2 separate regions of the Homo sapiens genome follow, and region 1 is linked to region 2. Evidence: chromatin loops called from intact Hi-C (ENCODE). Cell type or tissue: dorsolateral prefrontal cortex. All regions are shown on one strand. Region 1 overlaps PDE2A (phosphodiesterase 2A). Region 2 overlaps ARAP1 (ArfGAP with RhoGAP domain, ankyrin repeat and PH domain 1).

Evidence for each region. Hi-C counts contacts between places; a loop is a spot of excess contacts. Peaks named below come from ENCODE experiments on the same cell type or tissue, not always from the same donor. Only the 100,000 strongest peaks of a DNase experiment are listed, where the experiment ranks them.
Region 1: it touches region 2 in a loop (5-fold over the local background); 1 of 110 quality-filtered maps calls a loop at or near these places.

What each region holds. Positions count from the first base shown.
Region 1 is chr11:72,656,247-72,658,746 of GRCh38, reverse strand. The region is part of intron 1 of PDE2A (phosphodiesterase 2A); the gene reads left to right. Among named protein-coding and RNA genes, the nearest start is that of PDE2A-AS1, 3.3 kb to the left of the region's middle. RefSeq lists an enhancer at 1,589-2,090. In dorsolateral prefrontal cortex, no CTCF peak of the experiment used is centred here; no DNase peak of the experiment used is centred here; H3K27ac peaks cover 612 bases.
Region 2 is chr11:72,706,391-72,708,890 of GRCh38, reverse strand. It overlaps ARAP1 (ArfGAP with RhoGAP domain, ankyrin repeat and PH domain 1), which reads left to right. Exons shown (of 35, transcript NM_001040118.3): 12 at 1,517-1,716. It also overlaps the pseudogene RPS12P20. Among named protein-coding and RNA genes, the nearest start is that of ARAP1-AS2, 7.2 kb to the right of the region's middle. RefSeq lists an enhancer at 2,340-2,500. In dorsolateral prefrontal cortex, no CTCF peak of the experiment used is centred here; no DNase peak of the experiment used is centred here.

The sequences.
Region 1 (2,500 bases), 50 kb after region 2:
GGTGTTCAGTAAATGCTTTGTTGTGTGACTGCGTGTTAATTTTGTTCCCATTCTCCTGCTCCAAAAAAAAGTTCATTTTCCTGAGGTTGTGAGTGAAGAAAATAGGCAGTGTGGGCTGGGTGTGGTGTCTCATGCCTGTAATCCCCAGCACTTTGGGAAGCTGAGGCGGGAGGATCACTTGAGGCCAGGAGTTCAAGACCAGCCTGGGTAACTTAGCGAGATCCCATCTCTACTTCAAAAAAATTTAAAACAGAAAAAATCTAGGGTGTGTGGGGGGGCAGGTGGGGAGGTTGCAGGGGTGCCTCACAGGTGGGAGTCTGGCATTTCTCCTCCAGGCTGAGGAGGTGGTGACTTCCAGGGAAAGTCCTGGGAGGGATCAGAACCACAGCTCCAGCCTGCTTGGATGAGGGTGGTCTTCTGGCTGCCAGGAGGGTAGCTAGGTGGGAAGATCTGCCCTTGTTTCCTCCATAACCTGGGGTGGGAGGAGGAGGAGCTCCCAGCCCAATCTGATGGGGGAGACCAGAACCCTCACCCACCATTGCTGGCAGTTCAGAGAAGGCAGCGATAAGTCGGGGTGGGGCATCCTGAAAGGCTTCCCAGAGGATTGGATGGGAGGATTAGCTGAGAAGACATCCGGCATCCGTAAAATGGAGTAATGATTCTGACCCTGCAGGTTTTCTGGGAGGATTAAATGAGTTACATTTTAAAGATGCCTGGTACATGCCTGCCAGGAGAAGGCACAACATATGAACTCCCTCCCTCTTCCCTCCACCCCTCCTCAGCTCCTGTGACATCAGGAGGGACATGCCCTGCCCTGCTCACAGAGGCTGGGTGGGAGGCTCCCATCATGGCCTTCACTGAGGCTGCCTCTGCAGTTGGACCAAGCTGGACACACAGTAGGTGCACATAACAGATGGGGGCAGGTCTGTGCTTGTTTTACCAGGGTGTTGGGAGGCTGAGGGAAGGGCACAGCTGGATTGGGGTGATGGAGTTCAATCCCTGCTCCTCCCCCAGATCCAAGATCCTAAGACGCCTATGTCCAGTGGCTGCTCTGATCAGCTCTGACCAGCTCTCCTCACACCTCATAGGCCTTCCAGGGTTCAGGTGATGAATTAGTGATGACAGCATCCAGCATCGCTATGACAACCACATGGCACTCTTAGCCTCCAGTCAGGGCTCAGCCGCAGAGGCCAGAGACCCCTTTGGCTCTGGGCCTTTGTACTGGCGTGTGTGAGCGGGGCTGGGGCCTGAGGGAGATGGAGGAGTGGGAGGGGCAGGGGCCGGGGCATGGGGCTGCATCTGGCATGGACTGGAGTTCATTCAGATTGTTCCATCCAGAGGGACCTTGGGGACAGTTGTTTCTCTCCTTCCTTCCCCCTTTCTTTTCATTCCTCCATCCCTCCTCTTTCCCCTCCTCCCACTTCTTCTGAGCCTTGTTCCTGTTTGAGGCCCTGGGCTGCCAACCCTTTTCCCCTCCTCTGGGAATAAAGCCAGGCTCAGCCCTCACCCCGGGGAGCTGAGTGAGGTGGGGGACAGCCACCTTCTGGTCTAGGCCTCAGGGAAGGTGTGTGGGGACCACTGATGGCTTGGTGAGAGGGCCTGACCCAGCTGGGCCAGGGGCTGTGCAAGTGGCTGCTGACCCTGATGAGTGGGGAGGAGGTTTTCAGTAGAGAGGCAGGGTCAGAGATGAAGCAGCGTGGGATGGGGGAGCGACAGATGTTCAGAGTGGCCTAAGTGTGAGATGCGGAGCAGAGAACGTGGGAGGAATCGAGGCTCGAGAAGGACTGGGAGAGAGTGGATGCAGTGAGGAGTTTGAAGTTTGTCCCTGGGGGAAGAGGAGCCCTGAAGATTTTTGTTGTTGCTTCTTTGATTTTTAAATGGGAGGGTTCATTTTAGAGATGGGGAAACAGGCCCAGGGTGGGAAAGTGACTTGCTCAAGCTTAAGTCACTAGAGACAGACTGAGAGTACAGGCTCTGCTTGGGTCCTGCTGGACTCTAGCTGGGACCTCTTGCCCCAGACTTGCTGGCCAGGATTTTCCCAGGTAATCACTACCTCCGAGAAAGGCGAGGAGAGCCCATGGGTGACTTTGCCCTCAGTTTGAATGAAATTTGCATCAGCAAGGGCTATGCCGATAGTCCTTTCTGCTCGTGTCTGGCCTGTTTGGGGGTGGGAGTGGGGTGGAGGTGAGCATCCAGGGAAGGATCTGGGAAGTCAGGGGCTTGCCAGGGCCAGCAAGGCATTAGGGTCAGAGATGGATTCAAACTTGGGTCTTTGGAGACCCAGCCCAGACTCTGTGCTCCATCTCCTTCCTCCGTCTCTCAGGAGCCTTTGGCTGAGTTAGGCACCTACAGGAGGCAAGGGCCCCCCCGAGCCCCTCACATTCTCCTCAGGGCTCCTTCTGGCCCTGGGGCCTGATATTGGGCCTGCTGTGCTGGAACTTATCCAGGCAGAATAAACCTTTAGCCCCATTGTCCTGATGAAGAAACTGAGGTCCCGAGG
Region 2 (2,500 bases):
TAATTTTTGTATATTTAGTAGAGACAGGGTTTTGCCGTGTTGGTCAGGCTGGTCTCGAACTCCTGACCTCAGGTGATCCACCCACCTCGGCCTCCCAAAGTGCCGGGATTACAGGGGTGAGCCACCACACCTGGCCTGTGCCATTCCTTTTTACCCCATCTGGCCCCATCCCTCTGCTGTCACCCTTCTAGCCCAGGCCTGGTGGGCCTTTGGCCCCAGCGCCTGCCTCCTCACTCTTGGGCCGCCCGTGCCTGTCCAGCCTCTTTACTCCAACTGCTTTGACTTCTGCGGGAGCCTTATATTTGAGAGCTAAGTTTTTATTTGCTCATTTCTTGCATTTGAAGTTCTCTTTGATGACATCCTTGCCCTGAGATTCTTTGCCATAGTCCTTAACTACCACACAGCTGCAGCCCCGCCTGACGGGCGTTCTCTGATTGTCAGTCTGAGAGGCCTGTCCGTTCCTGGGTTTCTTGTTGTCATCAACCCTAAAGAGGTAGACTTAGTGTTCTACACAAAGGGCCTCCCCCAGCTGGCATGAGTGGCTCGTTGCATTTGGGTGCAAGCACAGGAAGGTGAGCTTGGTGCTTGGCTCCACCTTTGGCAGTTTTGCGAATTCCACGTGCTAGGTTGTGGAGGAGGAGGTCTCCAGCACCTCCATAAAGTGGCATTAATGGCCATCACACCTCCAGCAGCGATGCCTTCCTTGGTTGTGGCAATGGGTCATGGGTGGAGTAGACTCATGGTCACATGTGTGACTCGGTGGTGGCAGGGAAAGAGCCAGAGGGGTCTTTTTAAAACTAAATTTTTTCAGGGACAGTCATCATTTATTGTTCAACCAGGGCCTCCCACCCTGAAGAGCAGGGCATGCTATAGCGGCCACAGGTGTCTCGGTATGTTGGGCCAGTGGAGTTCTTTGTGGAGTGGGGTTATGGAGCATGTCACATTTGGGGCTGGGACAGGAATGAGGATAGGGATGGCGGAGGAGTCTTTTAAAGACATCTCTGTACCCTCCCCTCCTTCCTACTTAAACCCTCTGTGGGTTCTCCATTGTCCTCAGGGTACACTTTGACTTCCTCTTCCTGATGCAGGCCTGTCCCTGTCCATCTCCCACCCTTTTCTCTGCCAGTCTGCCCTTCTGTCTCCTGGAATGCCCCCTGTGCAATCCTGCCCCTTTGCACATGCTGTTCCCTCTGTCTAGACTGTCCTTTCACCTCTTCACCTGGCTCAGCCCTTCTGATCTGTCGAATCTTAGCTCAGGCATCATTTTCTTCCCAGCAGCCTTCATTCTGCGGGCTGGGCAGAGCCCCCCACTGGGCTCCCCTGCCCCCATACGCTCTTGTGTTCCTGTTGTCCTTGCCTTTGTCCACACCTACCTTCCCTACCAGAGTGGGATGCCTCACTCTTTTGCCTAAGCGCTCCCAACACCTTGTCCCCCACTTCATTCTGTGCATCCTCATGCTGCCCCCAAATCCCTCTGAGTCCATCCCCACTAATCTCCCCACCCCTATGTCCCCAGCTTCTCTGCTGACTCAGAGCTAGAGAAGGAGCAGTGGTTGGAGGCCATGCAGGGAGCCATCGCTGAGGCCCTGTCTACCTCGGAGGTGGCCGAGCGCATCTGGGCTGCAGCCCCCAACAGGTTCTGTGCTGACTGCGGGGCTCCTCAGCCTGACTGGGCCTCCATCAACCTCTGTGTTGTTATCTGCAAGCGCTGTGCAGGTGTGTGCATGGGGGTCGGGGCACCAGGCAGAGGCATGGCGGGGTTGGCCAGTTGGGATGGCAGGTATCCTATCTGGAGGAGGGCCTGGAGCGGAGACAGCACTCAGAGAGCTGCTGTTGATGAGGCTTCTCCTGCACACCTGTGATTAGCTTTGAGTCCTTACATTGCCAGGCAGGGGTTCAACTTCTCCCATCACGGGTGGGGACACGGAGGCACAGGGAGAGGAAATGGCTTGTTCAGGGTCACCTGGCAAGTAAGTGAGCCCAGATTTGAGCCCAGGCTTGTTGGGGTCTGGTGTTCCTCTCATGTCAGAAGAATAGGGAAGGCCAGGCAAGAGGAGTTGGCAGGGGCCAGGCAGGGCTTTGCATGCAGAGGGAGGAGCTGGTTTTTGTCTGGAGGGCGATGGGAGGCGGGGACATGGTCAGATTTGTGGGTCAGACTCTGGCTGGTGGGTGAAAGCTGAGTTAGAGGGGCAAGACTGGAGACCAGTGAGGAGGCTGCCATAGGATCCAGGAGAGGGAGGAGGAGGAAGCCTGGCCTGGGGAAGCCGTGAGCATTTGAGGGCTGTTCAGGATCTATGGTGGAAAACTCTCTGACTGACTGGATGAGGAAGATGAAATGCGAGAGGGTTGAGCCCAAGGTTCATTCATCTGCTCAATCGAGGCCACTCATTCTGGCCACTGTGTGCCAGATGCTGGGGATTCTGTCCTCTTGGGAGCTGACGTAGCCCAGGTGGTGGCTGTGGGCTGCTGGAGGTGGGGATCCAGGTGGAGGAGCAAGTCT